6 separate regions of the Mus musculus genome follow, and regions 1, 3, 4, 5 and 6 are each linked to region 2. A link is a loop called in an ENCODE intact Hi-C map of the cell type or tissue named here. Cell type or tissue: heart. All regions are shown on one strand.

The links. A loop is a pair of places that touch in the nucleus more often than their neighbours do. Peaks named below come from ENCODE experiments on the same cell type or tissue, not always from the same donor. Only the 100,000 strongest peaks of a DNase experiment are listed, where the experiment ranks them.
Region 1: a loop joins it to region 2, with 2.7 times the contacts of the local background. A loop is called at or near these places in 3 of 42 quality-filtered maps.
Region 3: it touches region 2 in a loop (9-fold over the local background); 24 of 42 quality-filtered maps call a loop at or near these places.
Region 4: it touches region 2 in a loop (4-fold over the local background); 7 of 42 quality-filtered maps call a loop at or near these places.
Region 5: a loop joins it to region 2, with 2.8 times the contacts of the local background. A loop is called at or near these places in 6 of 42 quality-filtered maps.
Region 6: it touches region 2 in a loop (5-fold over the local background); 3 of 42 quality-filtered maps call a loop at or near these places.

The regions. Positions count from the first base shown.
Region 1 is chr1:31,101,036-31,106,035 of GRCm38, forward strand. No RefSeq gene overlaps it. Among named protein-coding and RNA genes, the nearest start is that of Gm29669, 7.1 kb to the left of the region's middle. In heart, no CTCF peak of the experiment used is centred here; a DNase peak (open chromatin) is centred at 2,056; H3K27ac peaks cover 765 bases.
Region 2 is chr1:30,945,587-30,950,586 of GRCm38, forward strand. It overlaps Ptp4a1 (protein tyrosine phosphatase 4a1), which reads right to left and starts at 4,169. Exons shown (of 6, transcript NM_011200.2): 1 at 3,963-4,169; 2 at 452-1,053. The coding sequence starts at 556. It overlaps LOC115487084 (a long non-coding RNA gene), which reads left to right and starts at 4,285. Exons shown (of 1, transcript NR_164183.1): 1 at 4,285-5,000. In heart, a CTCF peak has its summit at 2,928 (motif pointing left); DNase peaks (open chromatin) are centred at 4,235 and 4,515; H3K4me3 peaks cover 3,303 bases; H3K27ac peaks cover 2,114 bases.
Region 3 is chr1:30,871,216-30,876,215 of GRCm38, forward strand. It overlaps a transcript of Phf3 not described here and Gm7256. Among named protein-coding and RNA genes, the nearest start is that of Phf3, 10 kb to the left of the region's middle. In heart, no CTCF peak of the experiment used is centred here; DNase peaks (open chromatin) are centred at 1,906, 2,456 and 2,746; H3K4me3 peaks cover 2,791 bases; H3K27ac peaks cover 2,577 bases.
Region 4 is chr1:31,016,406-31,021,405 of GRCm38, forward strand. It overlaps Gm29669 (predicted gene 29669), which reads right to left. Exons shown (of 4, transcript NR_136907.1): 3 at 4,447-4,558; 4 at 2,783-3,280. It overlaps Gm28644 (a long non-coding RNA gene), which reads left to right and starts at 2,923. Exons shown (of 3, transcript XR_373288.3): 1 at 2,923-3,202. In heart, no CTCF peak of the experiment used is centred here; a DNase peak (open chromatin) is centred at 3,076.
Region 5 is chr1:30,812,191-30,817,190 of GRCm38, forward strand. It overlaps Phf3 (PHD finger protein 3), which reads right to left. Exons shown (of 15, transcript NM_001081080.1): 8 at 4,278-4,394; 9 at 1,770-1,901; 10 at 827-962. Among named protein-coding and RNA genes, the nearest start is that of Phf3, 49 kb to the right of the region's middle. In heart, no CTCF peak of the experiment used is centred here; no DNase peak of the experiment used is centred here.
Region 6 is chr1:31,093,391-31,098,390 of GRCm38, forward strand. It overlaps Gm29669 (predicted gene 29669), which reads right to left and starts at 3,064. Exons shown (of 4, transcript NR_136907.1): 1 at 2,982-3,064. In heart, no CTCF peak of the experiment used is centred here; a DNase peak (open chromatin) is centred at 2,551; H3K27ac peaks cover 257 bases.

The sequences.
Region 1 (5,000 bases), 160 kb after region 2:
CATAAGTCATTTGGGAAGAGGGACTCTCAGCTGAGAGAATGTTCTGTAAGATCCAGCTATAGGCAAGCCTGTGTGATATTTTCTTATTAATTAGTGATTGATGTGGCAGGGCCAACCCCATTGTGAGTGGTGCTATCCCTGGCCTGGTGGTCCTGGGTTGTATAAGAAACCATGTTGAGCAAGCCAGCACTCCTCCATGGTCTGTGTGCATCAGCTTCTGGGTTCCCGCCCTGCTTTTGTTCCTGTCTTAGCGTCTCTCAATGTACTGTATATGACTCAGGACATGTAAGTGAATAAACCACTTCCTCCCCAAACTACTTTCAGTCGTAGTGTTTTATCATTCCAATAGAAAGCTATCTAAAACAATAACATTTAATGTATTTGAATTGATATTGCCTAGAAAGTTGTCCCTGTGGCTCATGCTTAAAATATTTTAAAAGTGTGTCAACTCCTCCACGGAACCTTCTGTAAATTAGGATGAAAGCCAGAGAGCTACATCTTTATTTCTCAAAAAGTCTGCAGTACTTATTCTCTGATTCAGGAGTTTAAGACATCCAGTCTGCCTTCTTGTACACAGCGAGCCTTTTATGTTTTCCTTTTCTTAGTACAACAAAATTATTTAGGACACTGTGAAATAACAGGGAGATAGTGACCATCTGATTGGCACAGTGTCTTCCCTGTAAAAAGTCTGCCATGTGCCTAGCAACTTGAAGAGACTGTTGTTCATCTTGGCAAATGTCTGTGTAAAGTGTGACTTTACCATCCGAGGTAACATTTTAATGAAAAAGGTTCTTCTTTGTGAACTGGGAAAAATCCAAGGACTGTGGCTTGCTAGAGTCTTTCTTGTAGGATGGCATCTAAATTCAACTGGACAGCCAAGTTGGATTTCCTGTCTTGCCTTATGGATACAAGCCATCACTGAACTATATATAGCTAGAGCCTCACACACTGGAGTCAACCAGCATTTGTTATGTGACTCTAGGAGGGAGTTCCTTGAAGAATTCCCAAAGGTTAAAGTTATAAATAAATAAATAAATATTTAAAATTTGATATAAAATTAACTCAAATGTTTACAGTTTTTAAATGGGCTAAAATTATGCCCCTGAAATGAATATACCAGGAGCTATTTGATTCTCCAAGGTCATTAACACAAATGACCAGAGAAGTAAGCTTAAGAATAATATAGCTATTGTACTTAACTGAATAGTAAATTTTACTAGGTGTAACTTCTCATCTCTACGAAGGCACTTAAGATTCTTTTATATGCATTTCTGACTTTCAGAAACATGAAACAGCCCAAGAGCATCAAGCTAGGTAAGGCTGCAGAAGCAAATACCCCATTTTGTAGGCTGCAGTTTTAATTCTAAACACAGCAGCTCTATTTTCTTGGCACTCAGAGTTCTGGCTACTCAGTCCAAATCCACAGCTCAGACCAGAACATAAACAGAGAGACTCCTCTGAGTGTTCACGGTCCATGTGAGAAATCCAGCCTTCATGCTCAGCAGATATTCCATTGCCCAACTGTTTATAATAATAGAAAGGTGGCTTTATTAGGTAAAGTCTGCTTGGTGCTATTAAATGGCAAAGCAAAACCTGCTGACTTTCATTTTCTTCAGTAAGCCGAGTTTTTCTTGGGTCCAATAAAACCTATCCCATCATTTTAAATTTCACCATTGATTGAGAAGCCCCAAAAGCATGTTAGAACTGGGTCAGAACTAGTAGAGTAGATAATGACTTTCATAACAGAAGGCAATTCATTCACTGAACAAATATTCTCAAAGGTCTGTGCCATGTATGCCAAGCTTTCTAAGAGGATGGAGCAGAGGACAAAATCCTTGTCTTTGTGAAAATGACAGTATATCACAGCAGAGAGAAGCAGGAAACACACACAGGATGAGAAATGATGTAATGTCCGAAACCAGGGCATAGCAGGCGGAAAGAAGAAGGTAGAGAGACACAGGAGCAGCTCCGGGGTGAGTGTGTACTTGCTGTTCCAGAGCAAGGGGCCATTGCTGGCCAGAGTGTGAGAGAACCACAGCTGAGTGCTGAGGCTGTACATGTTGTGGACCATTGCCAGGATTCCTGCTTTCACTCGGAGTGTGAAGAATAGGCTCTGGCAGCTTTTGAGATAATGTGCTAAGAGGCTTCAGTATGGATGTCGCGTGGACGACAGACAGGTGGGCTATAGTTTAGAGATCACGGTCAGCAGGCCACCACAGGAATGCAAGTGAGAGTTTAGAAAGCTCTCCAATACTAAGAGTATTTTATTAAAATATGGCTCTCTTTTGTGTCCCTGAATATGGGGTATGTGTGTGTTTGGCTGTTCATGGCTATGCGCACAAAGAGCTCAGAGAAGAGCATTGAGTACCCTCTCCTAGCGTTTTCTGATTTATTCCTGTGAGCCAGTGAGCTGCAACGATCCTGCTAGCTCTACTCCATAGTGTATTGTGCCCTGCCCCCAGCCTTGAGCGGATAAATAGACCTTAAGTATTTTGCCACAGTAGGACCTTAACCACTTAGGTGGAGTCTTCTGCCTTGCAGCACCTGCAATTTCCTGCAGGAGCAGACTGCCTGCTGAGCTTGCTTTGCAACATAACCCAGCTGAAACAAAGCAACATAATCCAGCTGAAACAAAGGTCTGTGAGCTCTCCATATATGTGTGTATGTGTATATATATATATATATATATATATATATATATATATATATATATTGCTGTCTTAGGGTTTTACTGCTGTGAACAGACACCATGACCAAGGCAAGTCTTATAAAAAATATTTAATTGGGGCTGGCTTACAGGTTCAGAGGTTCAGTCCATTATCATCAAGGTGGGAACATGGCAGTATCCAGGCAGGCATGGTGCAGGAGGAGCTAAGAGTTCTATGTCTTCATCCAAAGGCTGCTAGTGGAAGACTGACTTCCAGGCAACTAGGGTGAGGATCTTATACCCACACCCACAGTGACACACCCATTCCAACCAGGTCACGCCTATTCCAACAAGGCCACACCTTCAGATGGTGCCACTCCCTGGTCCAAGGATATACAAATCATCACAAGTGCTAAATATTAAACTTTGAGCCTTGATCAGAAACCTTTGTCTTGACTTCATCCTTCTCTCCCACCCCCAACCCCTGTCCTTTTTCATTTCCAGCCTCCTTTTCAGGCAACCCCGTTCATCCATGACTGCTGGACAGCTATAGTATAAGACTTTGCCCTGCTTGTTATGTGGTTCTGGGACCAGACTGAAGGCCTTCATGGTTACTGCTGGGGGTAGTCTTAACTACAGAGCCATTTCTCCAGCCCCATATCTATTCTTGTATGCAATGTAATGCTATGGGATGGCTCAGCCGTATTCCCCTTGAAAGGCCATTAGGAGTCAGTGTCTACTGTGAGGAAGCAGGAGACAAGGAACATGTCTTTAAAGGGTATATTTTGTCTCTAGGCTTTCCTTTCTATCTCCCTCCTTCCCATCCTTGTGTTGCTGTTCTTCCTCCTTTTCCTCCTCTTCTCTGGCCCAAAGCAATAAAGGTGGCCAATTTTGGATAGCTACCTCTGAAACCATCAGCCCACAGAGCTCCTTTCCGCTTTGAGTTTCTTTCCTTCAGGTGGTCTGTCATAGCGACAGAGAGCAGGCTAGCAGAGGAAATCACTACATGGTCTTAACTCTTGCATAAAGCATGCTGATGACATTGTCAGCGCCGGACGAGGTCACTTTTCCAGGGAAGCTACTCATGCCCAGACCTTGAATCAGCACAGCTGGTTTAGACAAAGGGACTGTGTTCTCTCCCTTGCGCCATCTTTCCTATGTTGTCTAGACAGGAAACTGGACAGTTACAGACAGCACACTGATCCTCCAGAAGAGGATCTAGGACCAAACACTCCACCCAAATGGTTCTGAGGTAGTTAGACATGATTTTTCCCCCAGAATGAAACTGAGAAGATGATGGTCAGTAATAGAAGGGAGAACAGGAACAAAGGGTAATGGGATGTTGAATAAAAAGTCAGGAATTTTTGTCTTCTACCTCACTTCCACATTCAGGGAAGGTTTGGATGAAGATAACTAGCTTCTTGCCCAACTTCAAGAAAATTGATAAATCTTCACTTCTTACTGTCTTATCCAGTGTTCTATTGCTGTGCAGAGACACCGTGACCATGGCAACTCTTATAAAAGAGATCATGTAATTAGAACTTGCCTAAAGTCTCAGAGATTTACTCCATTCTCATCACAGCAGGCAGCATGGCTGCACACAAGGAGACATGGTACTGGAGAGGGAGCTGAGAGTTCTATATCCAGATCAGCAGGGAGCAGGAAGGAAAAGCCACTGGGCCCAGCTTGAGCTTCAGAAACCCCAAAGTCCATCCCCAGTGACACACTTCCTCCGACAAAGTCACAGGTACTCCAACAAGGCCATAGCCCTAAACCCTCTCAGGCAGTGCCACTCCCTGATGACCAAGCCTTTCAAATATATGAGCCATAGGAGCTATTTTTATTGAAACACCACACTTTCAGATTCCAAAATATGCATATGTCGACAAGAGACTTCATGTCTTTATTATTCTCTGTCTATGCCTTTAGGTATAATACATTTAGGAGATATCATATGTTTTAACTATGTAAGGAACATGAGCCCAGATTTCTGAGCTAGTGTGTCTGACCAGGTGATTCCCCCACAGATAATCTACCTTGTCTTTAAGATTCCACACCTACAATAAAGGGAAGTATACAGGGGAATGCCAGGGCCAGGAAGCAGGAGTGGGTGGGTTGGGGAACAGGGTGGGGGGAGGGTATAGGGGGCTTTGATAGCATTTGAAATGTAAATGAAGAAATTATCTAATAAAAATCTTTAAGTGAAAAAAAAATTAAGAAAAAAAGGCATATTTATCAAAAGATGGCCTAGTCGGCCATCACTGGAAAGAGAGGCCCATTGGACTTGCAAACTTTATATGCCCCAGTACAGGGGAATGCCAGGGCCAAAAAGTGGGAATGGGTGGGTAGGGGA
Region 2 (5,000 bases):
ACATTAGAAACATTGTAATTCAAAATTTAAAAAATTATGTAACATTTAAATATTTCTCTATTTGCTATCTAAGCATATGTAGATTTTTATACTTTATAAATGTAAGCTCAATTAAATTATTTGGCATTAAATTCCAATTCCTAGTACAAGCAAGTTGGGAGGCCTCATTATCTGCCATCAGAAAATAGCAGAATTAGCAGCTAAAAACTAGACTTAAAGCACAAATAAAATCAGACACCAACTAATGGAAGATTACAACACTAGGCTAAGAAGAAATAGGAAAAACTCTGTGCCTTGTAAATTTAACTAAGCAAACTTAGGGCTACATAGTTCTCAAGTGTAGCACACTTCTACCGTTCCAATATTTCTTCTCTGGGAGCGAGAGCTAGACACTTTCAAGCAGACCCACTATTAACTGTCATCAATTAGGACATTAAAAATTGTATCTTACCTCTATAAATTTGTTTAAGGTCGCATTGGTTGGATTGTGTGTAATAAGAAATCGCATGTTCTTGTATGTGACTTCCACAGGAGCAGGGCGGTTCATTCGAGCCATGTTAATTTAGTTTAAAAAAACACCCAATAGGGTTATGAAAGAATTAAAAAATTGAATACAGAAATGATTTAAAACCAAAACAGAAAAAAAAAAAAAAAAAACCAAAACAAAACCAAAAAACAACCTGAAGTCTACTTCAATATTCAATATACTCCACTTGAAATTCTCAGTGCTTGAGTATGAATTGGGAGAAACGGGCAATGAAATGAACCTCCTAACAAGAAGCAGTGAGTCTTCAATCCAGTAATACTGAGGCAATACAAAGGAAGTGCACTGAGGTTTACCCCATCCAGGTCTGAGCTCTTGTCAAATGCTCTGCAGATTTCAATTCAACACGCCTGTGTCCAGGTTATCCACTCTTATGGGGGTTTCTTGGTGGAGTAGTAATGAATTTCTACAGTTCACTTGTCTGCATAGAGGTCGTGCTGTGCCTGGCAGTAATCTCCACTGCCCTTCAGAAACTCCATAAATGTGTGACCGAGAACACCACAGAACTGCTGTTTAGAAGAAAAGGAAAGCAAGAAAGGGAAAAAAAGTTATTTTCTAATTCAAAAGGAATATGTCATGCTTTTTCCACTAAGTACACAGCTGCTCAAATTAGAGACAAGCTAATTTGACTTTTACTTGCATTACAAAATTCAAGGTTACTGCATTTTAAATCAATAGGCCTAAAATGAGCAATCACAAGCCCATTAAAGTGAAGCTCTCAACAATCAAGAACTCAGAGTCACAGCTACATAGGAATTCCACTTACACATCTAGACACATGGATTTAATTAATTAGTCCGTCTCTCTTTACACTTTTATTCTGGCCCGAATTGTGTCTTCTATACTGCCTTAGCCTGCTGTTCATAGACACTACTCTAGACGCCATGTGGTCTGACGCTTGCAGAATTCACAGACAGTGATTTCAACTGCCCACTAGTTCTGATTTCATATTTTATGTTATTAAGCTACTGGGTTCAAAGTAAGGAGTATGGCTTTTCTTCCAAACAAAACAAAACAAAACAAAAACACTTTTAATGCAATTACCCCTTTACATTTTAGTCTCTAAAGTTTAAATTTGGGGGCCTGCCTTTTTGTATTTTGTAGCAGCTCCTTTACATTTAAGAATAGTGTAAGCACAGTTATAGCTTTAGGTAAAGCTTCTCAGTCTGCAATTGGCACTGTCACTAACCTCTGGAGTGAAGTGTGTGGGAGGGAGGGTGGGTTCCATCCCAATCGATCAGACTTAAACAAGACGCTAGGACTCATCAGTAGGGAGGCTGCCTAGAATGCCAGGCCATCTTGTTTCTATAAACCACATTGCACTGCAGGATAATTCTCTAAGTGAAACTGTAAGCAATCTCCTTCTTAAAAGATCCTAAGAATTTTTATGCCATCTCTTTGGATCAGATTGGCTCTTATAAATACGGACTTATGGACTTACTTAGATCTTCAAACATATCCTACTTAAGACAAGTTCAAATAAAATATACACAATATTATCTTTTTGCTATTTTAAAACTCCAATTCCACTTCTCTGCTGCAAAGCTAAAATCCAATTCAAATATGAAAAGAGGAAATCAAGACTTTCTAATGGTCTCAAACAATGTAACCATAACTATGATCATTGACAGATACATTTCCATAAGTTCCTCCTTAAAAAAGCTAAAGCAGATTGGTGCCAGCACCAACTAGTATATTCATAGTCATACGATACTTTTTCAGAGTCTATGCATAAAAGCCTTTCAGATAAACCCAATAGAAGTAAAATGGGAATTAACAAAACCCTTTAAGGTCTATCTACTCTAGGCAGTTTGTGGTGGAAAGAAAAGCAGTTGCACTTAGTAACAAGAACACTCAATGACAACCGTTGTCCTTCAGAGCAAACTACTCAAGTAAAATCTTGAAACAAAAAAACAAACAAACAAACAAAAAAATCAGTCAAAAATTCCCTGACTATTTTTATAGTGAAACAAAGGAACTAATCCCCCAAACTCTTATTTACTAGGAGGTACCACAAGCAAGACAACTTATTCCCGACACGTGCCCTCACAAAGTACATCTATTCAGTGCGTTAAAAAACCCAGTGTAAATTACCAGTAAAGATTAATACTTCAGAGAGCAGACTCCCTCCAATAATCTCAAAAATATTATTTATTTATATATATACATATATATATAAATACATACATATGTATATATATTGCATATATAAAAATCTTTTGCCCGTGTATATAAAATGGTCCTAAATTTTTTTCTTCCTTGTTTTTGTTAATTTGGCACTTTATTGAACATTCATACACAGGTCCGATATAGCTTTTAAAGAGTTCCATTAGGAAGCTGGAGGGCAGCAAGAAAAAAATTTTCCTGAACTGCTTTGAAATGAGTGGAGCCACCCAGTGGCTGGAGGACACTTCTGTTAAAACAGTGGAGACCACCGAAATCCTTCTTAATAATATCCTCCCACTCCCTCACAGGCAAAACCTCAACATGATAGGCAGCCAAGATACACGACGAGATCGTCCCATTTTAATTGCATGCACCATAAGCAAAAAAAAAAAAAAAAAAAAAAAAGGATCATTTGTGTGTGTGTATGTGTGTAGCATTAGCTTCAGTCTGTCAGACTCTAGAATCAAACCAGTCTGTGGGATCATCTGCTTTATCCAATTCTGTTCCAAATACACTCAGGTTTCAGGTAACGCGCCCAATCTAGCGCGTGTGCAAGCGCTGTTTCCTTCCGGGAACAGATCGCGATTTTCTGGTTTTCCAACCGTTTTAGCCGGCACGAAGCAAACAGCAAAATAATAATAATAATTAAAAAAAGCAAGCCAGGATAGGATTCATGACCCCTAAGCTCCGGAATCCAGACCTCTGGTCACCGCACAGACCGTTCCGACACCGTGGAAATTTCAGCTCGCCAGCGGTGGAATGGTGCAGGGCTGCTCGCTCAACAGGAGCCGCGCAGTTCTGCCCAGCAGCTCCTGTTGCTCCAGCCCAAGAGCGGACCGCCCCACGCGCAGCCCGCCTCGGGGCCGAGTCAGAGTCCCCCTCCGCCGACCGGGTCGCCACTACCGAAGCCCGGCGGCGATCGGCAAGCCCGGGCTTGAGCGGCGCGCACAGTCGCGAGGTCCGCAATCACGGGTTCACGGTGGCGAGCGCGGGCGGCCACCGAGGCCATCTTGGGAGGCCCCGGGCGCCCGGTCCCGGTCCCCCCGCAGCCCCGCCCCGCCCCGGCCACGTCCACGACGCCCGCGCGGCTTCTCGGAACAAAGGCCGCAGGGTGGCACGCGCACAAAGCCGCTGGGCTGCCCTGCCGGTCGCTCCGGGTCCGGGCCCCGCCGCCGGCGTTTCGGTCGCCCGGCCACCCTCCTTTCCCTCCTCGGTCGCTCGCTCTAACAAAGGCCGGGCCCGCGGTACTCACAGGAATATGTCTACTCATTGAAGATTGTGGCCTAATCATACAGCCGGTCCCGAGGCGGCGCAGGCGGCGGCGGCAGGGCAGGCGGCGGTGGGCGTCGCGGGGCGGCGGCGGGGATGCAGGCGGCGGGGGCACCAGACGACCATGCAGTGAGCTGCCCGAGGAGCGTCGCCGAGCCGGCCGCAGCCCAGAGCCAATGCGCGCGCCCAGGCGCCCCTGCGTCACAAGTCCGCCCCTTTATAGCCGGCGCGACGTGCGCACAGGCGGCAGCCAATCACGGCGCGGGACGCCTGCGGCTCGAGGCGGGGCCCGGGACGCAGACGTCACTCGGGGCAGCCGCCACCGGTGCGAACCGGTTGATGAATGGCGCGGTGTGCTGGCTGGTCCTCGCCACCAAACGCTCCGGTCGCTAGAGCCGCGAGTTCGCCTCAACTTGGAACGCCTCTCCGGCGGGCGGAACCCTGTAGCCCGAGGCCATAGCTCTGTCGCGCTGGCCAACGGTTTACCTTGGCCCTTGCGCCCGGGGATCTCCGTCATCACTCCATATTGATGTCGCATGACCGCTGGGCGGCTGACTCACCGCTCCAGAGCCCGGCCCTAGTCTGGGACTAGGGATTCTCGTCACCACGGGCACTTCCACGTGTGGGAAGGCTCTCCGCAGAGATTAGCCGGTGGAACCCAGGAAATGTCCCTATTTTTTTTTTTTTTTTTCTTTCGAGGCACGTGAAGCCTAGTTGCTTCCTAGCCTTTCTTCTTCTCCCCCCACCCCCTTTCTTTTTAGGTTACACCCCTAAACTGCTGATTCTGGCAACTGCAGTTGGCTCGTTTGTGGCATTTCGAAATCACATGCATCCTTTGTACTGCTGCTCATTCTCAGATAATGAAAGGTTAGCTTTTGCTAAGGGGAAGCTTTTTTTTTTTCTTTTTCTTTTTAAATTAAGAATCTTCGGCTTTATCAAGGGCTGATGTAAGTTTTTGCGTCAAAAGCTAAGCTTTCCCCTTTTGTTGATCTTCAGTCCTGTTCCAGTGTCCTTTTAATCT
Region 3 (5,000 bases), 74 kb before region 2:
TCTCTCTCTCTCTCTCTCTCTCTTTCTCTCTCTCTCTCAGTTTGTATCTGTGCTGGATCCCATTTATAGCTATCCTCAGCCATATATATGAACATAGCAGTGTAAATACAATGCTGTCTGCACAAGTGTGAGTTATTATTTTCCTACCTGAAAACTGGCCTTCCTCTTCTCCATTTTATTTTTGCTTTTTGTTGTTGTTGCTTTTGTTTTTTTGTTTGTTTGTTTGCAAGTTCACTTTCTCCCCTGGACCAAGGCAGCTGCTCTCCCCAATGATAAAGGCTCACAGCAGAGCCCTCCAATATAATGCTTTCAAACTTTCTGACATCAAATTCAATGTGTACATTTGTGTACATGTGCATGTTTGTGTGAGTGTCTGTGTCTCCCTATGTATACACCTGTGTATATGTATGATTCTCCAAAAATCTAAACTCTTAATAGGATTTTATGATTGGATAATGAACTGTCACTTGCTGCCTTCCAACTTTTGCCAATAATATACAGACCAAAAGCTCTCAAACTTTTCTTCACTTCGCTGATTCTAAAACAGAATATAAGTTTAAAATTTTAATAATGTAGCTTTAGCTAAAATAGTTTCAACTTCTCTGGCCTAAAATTCTTAATCTAACTTAATTCCTACCTACATTTATAGGCCAGTTTTTTCTTATGGCATATGAAAATATACAGCATACAAATGTACCTAAGAAGCTTACCCATATATAACTAATGTGGTGCATTAGGTAAGCACACTGTTCTTCCACTAGGAAGCATGAGCACTCTAACCAATTACACCACACACGCTCTTCAGGAAACACCAATAAAGTGTACAACAGGCAGGAGAAAACTTCAGCCCTACCAACGAGCCACTTGTCCTCTTGACAGGTCACTGGCACAACTATAAAAATAAAACTTAAAATTTCCGGTCTTAATTCATTTTAAATGGCGCATTTCGCCTATGCAACAAGTCTTTCTGCTGCTAATGAATTATCTCTGTGGCTTCATCAGAGCAAAGGTTCCTCAATTCTGTTGTCATTGAAAACTAGAGTTCTCACATGCAAGTAAGTGGTCATGAAATGACAAAGAGGAGTTAAGAATTATTGTGAATACAAATGGCGGGCAAAGAAAACAGTGGGAAGAAAAACTACCACCTAAGTATGTCAGATGCTAAGGACTGCTGTTTGAAATAACTGGTTTTTCTCTCAACATCTTCTGTGCTCTGAAATAGCACTATAAATTAAAAACATAAGGATGCTACAACAGAACACTTCCTGTTTCATCTGTCTTTTTAACAACTAAATGTAACCTACGTTTTCAAAATGCCAAACACAAGAATTTTTAAGAAGGCAGGAACCGAGATGTTGGTTTGGAAATTGAAAACACAAGACAAAGTTTGATGGCAAAATACGAACTAAATACAGCAGTACAATTTGCTGTGATCAGTTTTTGTTTTTTTTTTTAGTGTAAAATAAGGTAACAAAATTCATAATGTGGGGCAAGTCTAGATTGTTCGATCCTTTTTTAAAAAGACCTGTCGGAAGAATGAAGACTAACATCGGGCCGACATTAAAGCACTGCTACCTCCCTCAAACCGCAACGGCGCTCTACTAATGGTTACTCAATAGCAATAATAAACACACATTCAAATTGTAACAACTAGGAAACCTCATTTAGCTACCCAGAGACAGGGAGAAGAGGCACCTGGGGGACAGAGCCTCTGGCTGGAGCGAGCTACAACACTCTCTCCTCTCCCTGGGTACCCCACCCCCGCCCGGTGTCAGATGATCAGTTATTTAGCACCATTAACACGTACTTATCGACTAGTGGTTCATTAAATTACACGTCCTGTCGGCAAGCAGGACTCTTCGGGCTTCCCATTTCAAACTAGTCAAAAGGAGCCGGCCCACAGTCCCGGTCCCCAGCACAAAAGCGCGCGATCCGCAGCCTCAGACACCCCGGATGCGGGGACGGGGACCGGCCTCGGGCGCGGGTCGGCCTCGGCGGGGACCCTGGCCGGCTGCCAGGCTCCGCGAGCGGGCTGCGGCCACCGCGCCGGAGACCCGGGGCCTTGGAACCCGGAGTAGTCCGCGACGCCTGCCCGCGCGGCGGCGACAGAGACCCGGCACGCTCGCGGGCGAGAGCCGAGGCCCGGCGATCGCGCGGAGGCCGCGCCGTCACCGCCGCTTCGGGCTCGCGGTCCAAACGGCGGGGCAGGCTGGGGCGGGGCGGGGCGAGCCGGGGAGGCCGAACGGCCCGGGAATATCAGGCGGCCGCTGCGCGAGGTGGGGGTGCGGGGAAAGGACCCGGGCCGCCCGCGTGGGGGGAGGGAGGCCACCGAGTGCCCGTCGCGGCGGGCGCCGCCACTCACCCGCTCCGCAGACGAGCGCTGCCACCGGCAGCCAGAGGAAGATGGAGGCCGCGGGGCCGCGGAGGAGGGGGCCGCGGAGGGGGTGCGCGCAGGGCGTCGGCGTTGCTGCCTGGGCTCGGGGCTCCCCGGCCCGCGCCGCCGCGGTGACGACACTACGGCCGGCCTGCGCTCCGCCCTCCCCGTCCGAGCTGCAGTCGCTGCTTCCCTGAGCCCGGGGGTCGCTCGCCTCGTGGAGCCTGTGCGGCGCCGCGAGAGCCCGCAGCCATCGGCTTGCGGCGGCGGCGGCGCGGGAGCAGGAGCGGGGCCGCGTCACGTGACGCCACTGTTTACCGTTCCGGGGGCTGGGGCAGCGTGCGCCGCGCCTGCGCGCTAGAGCCTGCGCGCAGCCGCCCGCGAGGCTCTGCCAGGCCTCTGCGGCCGAGCGGGGAACACACGCTGGTTGCTACGCGGAGTAGCTGGAAAACAGACAAGGCAGAGCGGACCCGTTAGTGCTTGTACTTACTGGGTGTCAGATGAAAATGGAACCGTTAGGCCTGAGTATTCCGGGTGCCGCTGCCCCCACCCTGCAGCCCACTAGCTGGGATGGTCTCAGAATTCCAAATGCCTGGTTCAAGAAAACGTTCCTGGGGGGATAGGCGTGGTTCATCACAGTGCTGGAGAGGCAGAGGCATTCAGATCTTCAAGAGTTCTAGGCCAGCCAAGGCTACATAGTGACACACCCTGTCTCTAAAAGAGAAACATTCCTGAATACCAAAAAAAAAAAGAAAAGAAAAAAGGAAAAAATTCTTGGTAAGCAATCTTCAAAATACGATCTGCAGTCCTTGGACGACCCCTGCAAGATGTTACCTTCCAGAAATACCTTATTCCTCTGACCATAATGAGTCAAAGTTTCTTGCAGAGAACCGGTTAAATACACTTCAAGTTTTCAAACAGCCTTGATACATTGTAGTAGGATCTATCATAGCATCTGTGACAGACAATAGCACTTAGGGTTACTTTTTGTTATCTCTTAAATGTTTTTTTCTTAAGTTTCCAATGTATCAATAGACACAACTATAAGGTAAAACCCCTGGAGTCCTTCAGTAGTGTGTTGAAATCCAGAGAGCAAACACGGAGTCCACAACAGTTTTGTTTACCCGATCCCAGCCTTCAGTTAAGTGTTATGGTTTAACTGTTGCCTGTCGTAGGTCACTGTAACCAAAACGAGCCCCTTAAAGACCACGATTGAGTCTTCAGTCTGCAAAGACAATTACAACGTTTTCAGCACTTGCGGAGCACCTTACCCTGAGGTCTGAACTCTTCCTTTAAAAAAAAAAAAACTTTGTTAGGTTAAACCTCACAGCGAGTATGCTTTGCATAGTAAGATCAGCATGAGGTAGAACAAGCCACAGGCATGTGTTGACCTGCTCTTTACCTTCTCTGTCTTCTGGTAAGTTCGTAGCTAATAGCAAACATCTACAAAGAAGCTTATGTTGTCCTCAGTCAGCTGCAGTTCTAGAATGTCATCTCCTGCTGTAAGTATCTAAACCACACGTCTTTATTTCACGGTCGTTTTAAATGCGGGTGTGTGTGTGTGTGTGTGTGTGTGTGTAAGAAAGAAAAATAGAAATGAATAATCAGAAACTTTGACTTGAATTGTTTGGTAAGGAATTGCAAAAAGTAAAATATTCTAACTCTTGTTAAAGGGGGGTAGGAGGTAGGATTTAAGAATTGACAAAAAACATCTCTTCAGACAAATCTTAATAAATTCAGGACAAAACACAAAATGAAGATAAAAATACCAGTCATAGCTTAGTCACATTCACCTATCAAAGATTTCTGATCCAAACAACAACAAAAAAAAACCCAACAAACAAAAACAAAACAAAAAAACCTCAGCATCTTTGATATAAACATGGTATTTGTATCTTTTTTTTTTCAATCAGGTACCCAAATCCACATTTGTCCACTACTAGGCTTTTCTTCTTTTTTAAGAGTATTTTGTCTTTTACCCATGTCATGGGTTACAAAAGAAAGGAGTCCTGGGTTATTAATGGCAATAACCACCCACGGGTCCTTTAAAACACTTAATGGCTAATATCAGATGATACGAGTAGCATTAAAGTCTAACTTAAGACATGAATTTAGTAGAACACAAAACTAATAGTGTGTATTTATAGTTGACCGAAAATTATGGGAAAATGCCACAATTTGGACCTTGCAAAACAAAGTCCAATTAAAATAAAGCCAAGGAAGACAGTATATAATACAAATGCCCAAATCAGTCTTGATTGCCAACCCAAGCAGCCCTGGGGGCTCATCTGCTCTTTCTTGAACAGCTGAGCAGCAGACAAGGGACTAGGCTTGCCCAGCCTTAGGCAAAAGATTATGTTTGTCTGAAACACCATTGTTGCCATAGATAGAACAAGCCCCTACAAGTCCCTGTTGGCTGTCCTGTTTGATGTCCTGCCTTAAATTCTGGAGATCCCTGGGGCCTCTGGGGGCCAGAGTTTTGCATCACAGTTTGTGGGTGTGACCCTTGCTGGTCCTCCAGCCATTAAGGCTCTCATTCTAGGGTGACCTCTTGTTGCTGGCCTCTGACCAAGGCACTCTTAGGACAAAAGGATCATGGTTCACAAGGAGGCTAGGCAAGGTTGGG
Region 4 (5,000 bases), 71 kb after region 2:
AATTTTGAATCCAGTCCTAGGATGCAAGGCTCAGTTATTCTATCTTGCTAATTTCTGTAAATCATGCATTCCAGTCCATTAACCCCACAGTAGATGGAAAGAGTAAAGAGCCTCATATCTAAGAAGAAACAACAAATTCCATAGTTCTGTAAGCACTATTCTTTGAAAACCCGAGCATGCAATTAAGAACCTATGAGTGCCGAGATATATATTTTCATGTATTCTTTTAATCTATCACGCCCTTTAAAGCAGAAAATAATGACAGTTATTTTGACGCCTCTTTTCTTCTCCCTCTGTCTACTCCCGCATTCCCTCCTTCTCTTACCTTTCTTTTCCCTTCCATGGTCTCACATGTGAGCCTTCCTCCTCTGCCTCCTGAGCACTCTATTATAGAAATGGGCCACCATAGCAGTTCCATTAGTTCTGTAGTTCTATAAGGGTATTGTTGGGGATTTCTTTCTGCTAATGCTTTGACACTTCCTGGTTCCACTGGGTATAGGAAGCACATATCAGGCACACAATGCACTAATTATTAACTAATAAGGAGCTATAATTTCACCCTTAAAATAAAAACATCTACTTTACATTATACACACACACACACACACACACACACATGTTTTGGAGACAGAGGCTTACAATGCAGCACAAGTTGGCCTTGAATTAGAGATGCTTCTCTCTCAGGTGCTGGGATTACAGGCACATGGCCACCAAAAGTGGTTCCAGTTCCACACAAGGATTTATTTTTTTAATATCCACGAATTTCAGGAACTAGGCTGTGATGTCTTTAATTAATTTAATTAATTACTTATGCACATGTGTGGCATGAATTCATGCCCCCCCTCTGTGTGTGTGTGTGTGTGTGTGTGTGTATGTATGTATATGTATGTATGTATGTGTACCCTTCCACCCCTATGTATGTGTGCCCATTGGCATGTGAATCAGAGGACAATTTGTGGGAGTCAGTTACCCCCTTCCATAATGGGATTCCTAGTGATCCAGCTCAACTGGTCAAGCTTGGCAGCAGGTGTGCTGCTTTAGCAAAGGGCCATTTGTGTCCAGGTGCCGGAGGGATCCAGTTTACCTGGAGCGTCTGGGACTCTGCAGTTAAACCATGGACTTGGGAATGAAAGGTAAGCACACCTTTTCTGGATGCCTTCCAGTATCGTCCTGTGAGTTCAATACAGAGCTTCTGGGCCTGTTTCTCAGGCTGGCTCTGTTTATAGCTGTGTCCCACGGCTCTCCTCTGACAAAGCTTCACTGCTACCCTTTCTTCACCTTGGGATAATGTGCTGACTCCAGCAGATGACAGAGAGTGTTAAGTAATTAACCTCGTGGCTGCTTTAATGATTGTGTTTCATCATTACATCATTTTGCATGGATCCAGTTTGACTTCTCTCAGCCAGTTTGTTTGCATTGATTTTTTTTTTTTAATTTGCTCATTTTTAAGAATACATGCTGTTTTCTTTGTGGTATCCTGAGCAGCAGTCAATCTCGTGATAATACACACACACACACACACACACACACACACACACACACACACACACATATATATGTTTGTTTGTTTCTTTGAGACAGGGTTTCTCTGTGTAGCCCTGGCTGTCCTAGAACTTACTTTGTAGACCAGGCTAGCCTCAAACTCAGAAATCTGCCTGCCTCTGCCTCCCAAGTGCTGGGATTAAAGGCGTGCGCCACTACCACCCGGCTCAATACTATTTTTTTTTCCTTTTTGTCAAAAATAAAACATTGCTCACAGACTTATAAAGATACCACAATAATGGTGAACTGCCAATTACATAGCCATTCATAATAGCAAACATGTTGCATTTCTCTAATAGTGAAATATGGACTCGGTGGTCACTTTTCCCTTGTCTTTTTGTCTCACAGTGTAGACCAGACTGGCCTGGAACTTGTAGCAATTCTCCTGTCTCAGCCTCCTAAGTACTAGACATATAGGTATGAGCCATTATGCCTGGTTTCATACTTAAAATCGATTGGTTTTTGGGCCTTTGACAGGTCCTGCCAACTCCTAATAATCATAAGTTTTCCTGACAGACAATGCTGCTCAAAAGAATTGAGCAATGCTCTGCTCTTAGAGCCTCTTCAAGAAGCAACAAAATGAATCACATCGGGCCTTGGCTCATTAAAAATGTCACTTTCTGACTCTTTTTTTCATATCATGCAAACATGGTAGGCTGTTCAAGTTGAGCTTGACAATAGCTCTAGCAAACAAATCAGTTTATCGAATGGTCAGAATAGTTCTCTACACAGGGAGGAGAGTTAGGGGAGAGAGGCAGCAAGGGCAGCTTGGATTGTTAACAAAAAGGTAGTAGAGAGGCAAGGGAGGAAGCAGCACAATGGGGAAAGAAAGACATGAGCCAACCCAGCCAATACTTTGGTTTAAACGTTTGGACAACAATATCTTTAACTGACAGAGGAAACTTTCATTTAAACCTTTGTTCTAATCCAATATTTGTATTGTAATCAGATGTTTCTTATGTATCATATGGTATAAAGAAACAGATGAGATAGCCCTGACAATTACACTCAGGGCCTCACCAATGCTAGGCAAGTGTTCTCCCACGTGTCTCCAGCCTTCTTTTCATTTTGCATTTTGAGACAGGGTCTTCCTAAGTTGCCCAGGTTGCCCTTGAACTTGAAATCTTGTCTCAGTTTTGTTAGCTGTGATTACAGACCTGTAAAAACCACAGAGCTTAAAATATTGTCATTTAATCGCTAGAAAAACTTGATATCTGTCTGAAGTATATGAACACTCTATAAAGTTGTTAAATTTTCTCTTTATTATATGTCATCATTTATGCTATGAATCCTCTGTAGAGAATGCCAGTAACATGGGTGTTTTCAGGGTAGGAAGAAGAGGAGGGTAGTAAGCCATCCCTTCCTCCCCCTTGTTGTCCCTCCTCTTCTGGTAGCTATGCTCCTGGCTGGGAAGGGTGGTAAAGAGGTGTTGTAAGAGCTACAGAACTCCTGGCAGCCCTTAGGCTTGTTGTTTCCCTTCATGACCTTCGATCCTTTTCTAAATCCAGCAGACATCTGACTCCCTGGCATGATCGTCACATTCACGGTCAGAACAGCAGCACACAAGCTGGCACTGATGCTGGGAATTCTGAGTCACTCCTCTGGGTTCTTCCTGGTGTGGATGTGAGTCTCCGAAGAGGGAGAAAGAGCAGTCTGTCAGGTGAGCTCATCGCTGTCATCATCAGCAACTTCCCGAGAGACTGTGTGGTGTCATTGAAAAGAGCATCTGCCAGGCTCCCTGATAAAATAACCCCTGTCTCATTATATGACCCTGAGAAGGTTAGTGAAGTCCATAGAGCCTCAAGGTAAAAGTGAAAGTGTAAAAGTTATACCCAAGGTAGCATTAAAAGATACATGTCTAATGTATGGGCAAAATTATGCAGTGGTTAGCTTGGAGATGCAAGGTGCCCACAGCATCATGAGTTAAATGCCTTATCCCAGAACTGGTTACAAGCTAAAACTATACTAAGCAAAACAGGGACTCCACCTGCTCCTGCCTCTGGAGTGCTGGGATCAAAGTAGACATATTCCATGCTAGGGTTCTTTCAGTTCATTGGGGGGTGTGGTGTGTGGAAACTTGAGGAGGTGGGATTTAGTTGGAGGGAAGTAATCACTCGTGGCTTCCTGTGGAAGACTGAATCTTCCCCTCTCCCTTCCTTTTCTCTGAGTCCTGTTTTCCATGAGATGAGACCCTGCTCATGTCCCACTGCTGTCATGCCCAAGTCTGTAAGACCAAGAATCTGAAGAGACACACCCGAAATCTTGAGCTCCAGCAGGTCCTCTCTAAGTTTGTGTTGGTCAGCCTGTTATACATTCTGTATATGCAGATCAAGGCAAAGCAGAAAGATTTCATAACACCATATGGATCATATAAGGCATTTTAGATGCTTTTAAACACTTATAGCTTCTATAGTTGTAGGAATATTGATTATGGCTACAATATAATAGGAGAAGGAATGACTCATGAAATAGAGGACTATTCATTTGGACAGTGTGAACATAGGGTATGTAAGACACATAGAGTGTCCCCGGAGCGTCTGCTATCTAGAAGGAAAGATTGTCCATAAGCCAACTTGGATGTAAAATGTATACATAAAAGCAGTGCCATGGCCATTCAGAGCAGACTGAACCCAGGGAAGGCTTACTAGAAGGAAGGCAAGGCGTGCCACTTCCAGCTTGTGTTGAGTCCCCATTGTGAGACTACTCCAGACATTTGCATATTGAACAGGAATCTGCAGAGAGAAAAGGCTGAGTCGAAGCAGAGAGGCAGGAACCTGTAGATGAGGCATGGATGGAAGCAAATACCTCAAGTTGAAGCCACATCCTAACAGAGGTGGAGTCACTTTTAGGATGTTCCTAATAATAACACCATGGGCATTCTCATGGAAAATGTATAATGCTTACTTATTTTTCTATTGCAGACACTTCATGAACTTTATTCCATGGAAGTCTTTAAGATGAGTAATATTCTTTTGAGAATTTTTTCTCTGTTCAAAGACTCATACATGGATCCTTTCTGAAAAAAAATGAGATTAGACTTTTATTTATTTATCTAAAAAAGACCACAGAATCCTTCATTTTCTCTTTTTTTCTCTCCCTCCTCTTTCTTCATTTATTATTTTCAATGATAAAAATTTAAACTTTGTAACTAGGTCATTTGAAACTGGAAGCTTTAAGAAAAGAAATGAATGTAATAAAACACAGTGACCTATGTTACTGTATCAGACTTACCTATGAGTACCAATTTGGGCAATTGATAACTAAGGGAGATCATAGGGAAATGTATCCCTAATCCCCCAAGCCACTAGCACTCAAAACATTAGTTTCTGTCATCTCTCTCTCTCTTTCTCTCTCTCTCTCTCTCTCTCTCTCTCTCTCTCTCTCTCTGTTTTGTGTGTATGTGTATATGTATGTCTCACACTAATTATCTCAACACAGGACTCACTTGCAGGGTTGGT
Region 5 (5,000 bases), 130 kb before region 2:
GTTTCCTCACACTGTGAAGGGTTTCACCTGGACTGACTTAATGTCGCCTTTTATCTATTTTCCAGTTATCACCACTGTTTAAACAGAAAATGGTGCAAATGAGAAGTCACTGGTGCTACTCCTCAGTTATGAAAGTGAAAAATTAAGAATGTTAACACAGTAATGGGAAATGTTGTGACATAAGCCTTTAATCTCAGCACTGGGGAGGCAGAGGGCAGCAGCTCTCTGAGTTTGAGGCCCGCCTTAGTCTACAAAGTGAATTCTAAGACAGCCAGAGCTGTTATGTAAGGAAACCCCTCTCACAAAAGCAAATACACAAAAACAAAAACGAGAATGTTAACAATCTAAAATGAAAATATTGTACAATGTAAAGTAAATCTGGCTCCCTCATGAATTTTTTCCTAAAATACTGATAACCTCCTGCCAGTAAAAATAAATCTGTATTCTGTCTACTCCTAACCATAAATGCATACATAGCACATGGCACTAAACCTGAACAGTGTAAAATAGAAAATGACACTAATTTGGGACTATAATATCCAAAAGGAAAACCAAACAAACAAAACCTCCAACATTCTGAAAATTAGCAAACCGAATGGTCTTCTTAGCAGCTATCTACTGCTATGTTTGCATCCCTGTGCACATGGTAAAGCACAGCTGTGTCTGCTTCGGTGTTTATACACTGGATCCACTCTCATACAACAGGAGTGGGTTGGCGTGGCACCATCCAAACCGGAGAGTAAAACCTATCCTGACTACAAACCTGAGTGCTAAACTATACCCCTTAAGCAGTAAGCACAGCACCAGAGCTAGCAAGACTCCCAACCTATGCATATTTTGCAGTTCAGGTCAAAGAGATGCTGTCTGTGTTGACTAGTGGTGTCTTTAGATGTGGAGTCAACCTCTTCTTTTTGTTTCTCAGACACATCTGGCTTCTCCATTGACTTATTAGCTGACGGTTCCTAACAGAAGTGAAAATAAAAATGAATTTTAACCGATAAATTTTGGCAGCAATTTTAAAAATCAAGTTGTTAATTTGTCAAAGTCAAGCCATTACATTCAAAAAGTTGTTTTTACTTTCTTAAAAAAAATAATACTTAGTATTGTTACTTAAAGTAAAAACTCAAAACAACTCATTTTTTAAAGCTTCTAATGAAACTTCAAGTCATTTTTTCCACTGGTTTTTGAAAACAAGGAACCCTGAAGTAGACTGTCTCCACCCTGATCTACTTATTTCTCATTTTTCTATTATACAAGAGAAAAAGACATCTTAATATAATTAAAGGAAAGCCGCAACGGTTCTCAAACTGCACTATTTACAAAGCACCAAGGAGCTCTCTCTCGCTCACTCCCCTCTTCCTCTCTTGTCTCTTTTCTCTTGCTTCCCGCTTGCCGCCTCTCTCCCCACTCCCTTTCCCCTCTCCACATGGCCATGGCCAGCCTCTACTTCTCTATTATTCTCTCTCTCTCTCTACCTTTCTACAATACACACCTTAAAACCAAAACCAAAACCAAAGAACGACAAAAACAAAACAAAAACAAAGCACCAAGGAATTACTATATCAAATACCCCCAGGATTCTAACAAGCTTTTAACAGGCACCTACAATGCAGACAATGTGCACTAAGCTCTTAAGAACTAACCCAGTAAAACAGGCTACTTTAAAGCTCACTACTTTAAAACAAAGTTCTGCTTTAAGAGCATGAGAAAAGCTTTTGTCCACCTTCGTATTTGGAGCTGCAGACCACATAGGTCAGATCTGCTCCTACCTGGATCTCGATGGCTGCTTCCTGCTCCTTCATCGGGGCGTCACTCTCGATTTCTATCTCACCTTTGTGAGTTATTTTCGTGATTGGTCGTCTTTCCACTTCTCTCTGTTCCTTCTCAATCATCTCTATGGTCTAACAGAAAATATTTTAAGGAAACATTTAAAGTATGTGCCTTAATTTATGAGAATTTAACCGAAAGAATTTTAATTGACTTTTAGTTTTTCTCTGATATAAAATACCAATAGGAGCTGAGAAGTATGGACAGATCTTAAGAATTAACTCTATATCTCAGCCATGAGAGGCTCACATTAACCCTCGGCAAGGAGGCAACCAAGAGGCAATGCTCAGAGTGAGAAACACAGTATTTATACTTGAAATCAGCTTGCAAGGAACCAAGAATGAACTTGACTCATGTGCTTCATCTGATGGTCTAGTGTATCCCTCCAATACTAACTTAGTCAATGATTATAAAACAAACAAAAAACAAGACAACTCACTTCTCCTGGACCTTTTTAGTTAACACTGGCAATTAAAAGAAAGAAACTCAGCAACAACCTATGAAAGTTAGCAAGTATAACAAGAATATGAGAGAGAGCAGGGCATGTGTGTATGTGTGCGCCTGCATGTGCATGTGTGCACTAGAGCAAAGAACAATAAGGACTGAAAAGGTCTGTCCATTCATCTCATTTGTTGGTTGTAAAACATCCATTAAAAGGGTCAAATAGAACTAGTGGGATTGTTCAGTGGGTAAAGGGTCTTTACCATACAAAGAAAAGAAAAACATGGTCTCCAAAGCAAATGCATCCAGTTTCAAATCTCAGGTAAGGCGAGTGCATGCAGACTTGGGAGACTTGGGGTGTAGACAGAAAGACGATATGAACATTAGTTTCGAAATACAGAGGAGGCAAGATTATATAACATCAAAGCAAAAAAAAAAAAGTCTGATACACTGCATGAAGGCCTCTCGACCCTCAGACCACCTCAAGCACAGCCCAGGGAAGGTTAATGTCTAAGCCACAAACAAGCACCATGAACAAAAGAATCCTGTATATTATGCAGGCCAATAAAAACCATACATACTCATTATTTCCTAAAATGGGCAGCTAATGGCTAGACCTGAAAACAAATGCTCAAAATCATCATTCCCTCAAACTTGCTAGGCATGGTGGCACAAGTGGCCATTTATCTATCACTCAGGGAGAGTGGGAGCAAGGAGACTGCAGCCTGGGCTATACAGTGAGCTCTTTCCTCGAATGAATGAATGACTGGATGAGCAGAGTTCTTAGTTAATCTTTAAAGATTGACATTAAAGGTACTGCAAGGATAAATCCCAACTGAAAACTTTTGGCACCTGTGACTTTGAGAAATTTTTATTTTAAAAATTTCGTACAATATACAAATTACAACACTCCAGTTTAATCTGAGACAATACCACATAAACATAACAATATTTCTATGCATACTTATATATGACAAGTCAGGTTATCTTCTAGTAGATTCCGAAAAGTTTTACAAAGTTTTAGAATTGAACAATCTGATTCATTAAAATGTTCATAATGCATTGAAACTGCTTATAGAAAGCACAGGTTGGTTAATGCTTATTTTCCAATTGTTCTGATTTGCAAGTAACAAATCATAAAATAATTCTACAATCTTGTAATTAGCAAAAAAAAGAAAAACCCTGCAGAGATGAAGACAGGCACTAAAATCTAAGAATTTAGGAAGCAGAGGCTGGAGACGCTCATAGTTAAGGGCACTTGTTCTTGCAGAAGCCATTGGCTCACTTCCCTTGACCCACATGGAGGTTCACAACTGTTTGTAACTCTAGTTTTCTGAGATCTGAAGCTGTGCTGACTAGTTATATATTAATCTGATACACTCTACAGTCATCTGAGAGGAGGGGACCCTAATGGAGAAAATGCTTCTACAAGATCAGGCTGTAGGCTGACAAGCTTGCAGGGGATTCTCTTAGTGATCAATGGGAGAGGGCCCAGCTCACTGTTAGGGACACAAGAGCAAGCCAGGAAGCAGCTCCCCTCCATGGCCTCTGCATTGGCTCCTGCCCTGTCTGAGCTCATGTCTTAGCTTCCCTCAATGGGTTATGATTCAGGATATATAAACCCAAGAAACTCTTTCCTCCCGACGTAGCTTTGGCCCTGGGGTTGCAGCACAGCAAGAGAAACCCAAAGACATATGCCCTCTTTTGATACTACAGGTACATGAAGTACATATATACAGGAAATACACTCATACATAAAATAACTATATCTTAAAAAAAAATAAAAAAAGAGTGAAGTGATACATGCCAGTAGTCTCAGCAACTTAGAATATTGAAGAAAGAGAATCACCTGGCCCAGCCAGATCGGGTGGGGTGAGGGGGAGGGGAGGGGGAGGAGAGGAGAGAAGAGAAGGGGTGGAGCAGAGACTAGGAAGTGAGGGAAGAGAAGGCCTCTTTTCCTTGCACTCTGTACTGACAGGCAAGCGGAAGACAAAGTTAGGTGTCCTTACGTGTCTGTTCTCCCTTCGTCTCCACGCAGCCAGCTCTTTGGAGGCTAGTTCTTCTGGGCTCATTCTTATAAGATGATCAGGGGTTACTTCTCCTTTTAGAACTTTCTTAAATAATATCTACAGGATTGTAAAATGAAAAGGAGACACAAACATTTAGAAACAAAAAAGAGCTGTAACATGTGAACTTCCAATAAACAAACTTTAACTTTGAAGCCACTTTAAAGCCTGGTTTATGAATATGTAATTTAACCTAGTACATACAGCCTAGCAGCTTTATAGTGTGGAAGAGTAAAACATAAAACACATTCTATATAAAATTCTATTTGATGCCAGTGTAGTGGCCATTCCTGTAATCCCAGCAGTCAACCTTGAGACTGAGGCAGGAGGATGAAATTCAAGGACAGTTACACAGTGATATTCTGTTAAGCTTCTGGCCGCCCACCCACCCATTCCCTAAACCAGAAAATCCATGTAAAAATGAACATGAAAAAGCAAGTGCAATGAAACCACTATACATCTGTCCAAAAAACTCTTTCAAGTCTGCCTCAGGACAAATTATAATAACCACACCACTTCTGGAAAGGCGCTGACTAAAAGAGCTTTTTAATCAATGTAGTGGTGCCTCTGTTTTTCTGTTTTCTTAAGATTTTTACATTTGAATCATGGCAGGCTTGAGTAGAGACCACAGCAAAGAACTAACTGCAAGGAAAAGCAATCTTCATT
Region 6 (5,000 bases), 150 kb after region 2:
TCCATACAAGGCACAATGACCAAACCTTGATAATTTACATTTCTATCTACCCAAACAGTTCTGTGTATGGAGAAACTTTAAACTCCTCTCCCCTTGTTCTTTTAAATGTACATAGTCTTTATTGTTATCATCATCATCACCACCATCATCACACTATGGTTTGAGGCAGTAGAAGTTCCCTATTTTCTAACTGTTCCTTCTATTCCTCTTGTGCGTGCAATGGTTCCTGCCAGCCGATGACTTGATGCTATCTGGAAGCACAGGTTCTGATGGGAGCAGCTGTCCAGGGATGCCCTAAGACAGAACAGGGAAAATGCCTGGAATTCTGGGAAAGAGTTTCCCCTGTTCCAGTAGAAGGGGATAAAATAGAGGGAAAGAACAAGGCCAGGAAAGCTAGCATTTAGCATGGACAGGTGTAGAGGTTGGCATGTGGTAACTAAATCCCAGATAACGTTTCTGAAGTGTTCATTTGAACTCAAGGACAGAGATTTTTCTTTAATTTCCTAATGTGCCATTTTAGGAACAACACATGTGGAGTGTTGGCAAGGGAGGAAAGAAAGCATGTTTTCTTTCAGTCAGAAAACCATGGTATGTTTGCCGGGTAACAATAGAGCTGAATATAAATAAGTGAAGTCCTGCAGTTGGAGGGTTAAGTAAAATGTAGAGAAGGGAAAGCTGCCACTGAGAAGCAGAATTCAAGGGAGGATTCAGATGTGGAAAATACCCAGAAGGAGACAGAATCAAACATTATTGCACAATAAAGGGTGGGGACTCAGGGAATTAGGTCATCACATTCCCAGATTCTAACACTATTACATAATTACTAAAGCTCTCCCAAATTATTTTAAAATAAAGAAAGGTAAGGCCTCCTTTATAAAACAAGATAGCCTGTCACAGTGGCACATGCCTGTGGTGCCAGAAGGCAGCAACAGGAAGGCCAGGAGTTCAAGGTTGTCTTCATAGTTAGAGACCCACACGGACTACTTGAGGGAGGAAGGGAGGGACACACACATGTATATGGAATTCATCCTATATGATCAAGTAAATCTAGGGTAAAATTTAAAACTCAGAATTGTGATTGTCAATTTATTGTGTAATTTGCTAAACATTTGGGCAGCTGGAGTAGTTTCCAAGGCTTTCCATACTAACACTCACGGAACAACAAACATAGTCACCTCTGGTGGCAGAAAAGGTATGTTTCTCGTCTTTTGGGAATACTGAAGTGATTGACATCTTTCTGTCCTGTATGAAGACAGTTGTAGAACATGAGCTTCTATTTCTGGCTTCCATTTTAGGTCAGCCTCAGAGAGCGGTGTGCATAATTACCGAAAACACTGTTGACAATTTGAATTATAATTGTTAACACCTGGGACGATAGCCTGAGCTTAGAAGACACCAACTTCTGAGAGCAGCCTGCTAAGTAATTCTTGATGCTTTATTACACACTGTGACTAAGCAGAGGCACTCACACAGCACTAAGGCCCTACCGTGAGCTTTACATAATAGTAACAGGAAAGTGAGCCTAATTAGTCTCTTCCACTAAAAGTATTTGAAAATTTTTCCATTGCCCAATACCATCCCATAATGGAAAATACTCTGCAGCAAGGATGAGTAAATATTTGAGTTGTGCTTAACTGATTTCAGTGTCATACACAACCCATTAATCATTAACACTTCAAAAACATATACCTGGTGTGACTCTCTCTCCCCGAACACATTCTCTCCCCGAAGACTTTTCAGACCCTCATCAGAGTTCAACAGGTCCCTGGTGAGCCCTAGCCTAATCTTTTATTATCACAGGTGAGAAAACAGAGACTAGGAATGTCTGGGGGACTTTAAGTCTCAAAGCCTCACCTGCTTCCCAGTGCTGAGACTTCCAGGTTCTGAAGTTCAGCTTCTTCTAAGACCCTATGAAGAGTTATTCACTGTTCACTGCCTGGTTTGCAAGAAGTGTATCAGAATACCATAATATTGTCAGAGTTATAGAAATGGGAGAGACAGTTTAGAAAACTACAGGCACAGATACTTGTTTCTAAGGTCACTTTTTTTTTTTGTAGTCCCAAGACTGTAGCTCCCACTAGGAGGTAGAGGCAGGAGGACCGAGGTTTAGTTCTCCCTCAATCTAGGCTATAGATAAACATCTTGTCTCAAAATCTAAAGCCAATGATTGGCTCATGCCTATAATCCTCGCACTTGGGAGGCTGCAGTGTGAGAATTACTTGGAGGTGGAGAACAGCCTGAACTATGCTGTTAATTTCAGGTAAACCTGGACTACATAGCAAGACCTCGTATTGAGATAAGTAGGTAGGAAGAGAGAGAGAGAGAGAGAGAGAGAGAGAGAGAGAAACACAGAGACACACACACAGACAGACAGAGACACATAGAGAGAGATACACACACAGACAAACTTACAACATAATCCAACAGACACCAAAACCAAGCCAAATCCTCCAATCTTTCTAGCCTCTAGAGAAAGGACTGTGGAAACATTAGCTTGGTGTTACATGACTAACAATGACTAAGGTTCCCACGCTGGTGGGTGGCCTGTGACATATGGAAAGAATCACTGCTGTCTCAGGATCAAGAAATTCTTAAAACTCGAGATAGGAAACAGCCTGGGTTATTCAATTTCTAGCCTATATTTTTTTTCCTTAGAAAACAAATACATGTCTATTAGATGATGTATTTGGTCTAAATGAACTCAGTCAACCCAGCCTGTGACTAAAGTCACAAACTTTAGGCTTTTGTAACATTGTGGATTCTGGCTGACTGGTGGAGAGAGGAGAAAGCGAAGGTGTGAGCAGTATTCATTTGTGTGGAGAGGCTCTGGCTCTGGACTAAAGCCTTACATTGACAGATGCTTTGTCTGTGTTTAGGTAGAGCAGCAATAATGGTAACCTGAGTAGAAATTTAGGAACTCCATATGCTTCTGTTAGAAATTTTGCCTCAGGGTGAGGTCAACAAAGAATGTGATTACCTACTTCAGAGATGCTCGCCGCAGTGTGCTGGAGCTCCAGCCAATGGGAATGGAGTTACCATTCTTCCTCTCTGTTTGAACAATTTCAACTCCTTGCTTTTTCAGCCAGTGCTATGGCTGAGGGCTCATCCTGTTTTCCATCTCCGAGAATCAGGGACAATGTGGGGTGATAGTCCACAGCCCACACAGCAGGGATCTTGCAACAGAATGGGAGGTTTTGCAAAATCAGGCCAGTGAGCATGTTCAGAGGGTGCTGTGCCCAGTCTTGCCCTCCTCTAGGACACAAGCAATCCCTGAGCTCTGCTCACACTGTTAGTGGAGGTTTGCAGCTCACGCCCTTAAAATGTAAAGCTTCCAGCTCAGAACTTGGCTTGATGCTTGGTATCTGCCAATATCTAAATTATTAACTAAGTTAAATAGAAACTGATAGGCAGACCACAGAAATACAAGTGTGGTTCTAATAGGTGACTGTAGAGAAGTGGGAAGGGATTATATTTTTTAATCCTTTTTTTCCCTTTCCTTTTCTTAAGAGAAATTAAAAAAAAATCATTGAAGTTAAAAACATTTTAATCAATATTTCAATTTTTCTCATGCAACATTTTAAGTCCTTGGGCTATGGATATGGCTCAATTGAAAAAAAAAAAGCACCAGCCATGCAGGTATTAATATCTGAATTTAAATTGTCAGAATCCATGGAAAAGTCAGCTCAAGTGTTTAGGAACCTCTGATGCTGGAGGGATGGGGAAACAGAAGGACCCAGAGAAGCCCACAGGCAACATACACACATGTACACACATTGCATATGCATATAATCTTCCTGTAAAGTCTTATTGGGTTGTATGGCGGTCATGGCGAGAGAAACAAATCATTTTTTAGTGCTTTATTTACTTCATATGGTAAGTAATAAAAATAAGCATTGGAAAATATTAAAATTATATAGGAAAACAGCATAAAGATAAGACTTAGAGCCTTGGAAGTCAGCTCGTGGAGGAGACAGCACCAGTCAGGGCAAAGGTGCTATGTTTCCTCACAGGGTAATTGCAGCTAATAATAGAACCTAGTTCATAGAGTTGCTTTGAGAACTAAGTACAGTGACATATGCTGATAATAACAGAAATCAGTTGGGGTGCAGATGCTTTAAAAGCCTGACATAGTTATAATTATACTCAGATCACTAGAGAGATCATTTACCAGGGAGAAAGAAAGGCTTTATACATCTACAAAGGTTTAAACTAATGTGGAAGACTTAACAACCCCCAATGTATATGTGCCTAAAACCAGAGCTTCCAAATACCCAAAGAAATCATGGAAAGAAGAAATATGCAGATCTTTGGGCTGCCTTCTTAAGTAATGAACAGGTAAGCAGAGAGTCAGTAAGAATTCAACATAAAACCATATCACAGTACAAAACATAACTTCCCCTCTGATTGGGGCCATAGTTCAGTGGTTCTCATCTGACATGCAGAGGGATACAACAACAATAATAAAAACTCAACCTGACAACCCGACCTAGTCATGGAGAGCTCTGTTAAAGACCCCTGAATATAGAAATCAAGACATAGTATAATGTAGTCCTCAAAACAAATTTCAGTGAGAGTCACAAGATAAAAACAAAATCACATAAAGCATACTGTCAGCCAAAATTAATAAATAAATAAAAATAAAAACAGAGGCATGTAAAAACCTCCAAATGCCTGAAAATTAAATTGTACACTCTAAATAAAACATGGCGGCCAGGCAGTCATTGTGCACGCCTTTAATCCTAGTACTTGGGAGGCAGAGGCATGCGGATTTCTGAGTTCGAGGCCAGCCTGGTCTACAGAGTGAGTTCCAGGACAGCCAGGGCTACACAGAGAAACCCTGTCTCGAAAAACCAAAAAAAAAAAAAAAAAAAAAAAACAACAACAACAACAAAAAAACATGGATCAGAGAAGACAGAATAACTGAAACTTATAAGTTACTTTGTATGGATTGAAATAGAAGCAACACATGACGTGGTACTCATTACTAGTGGGAAATTGAC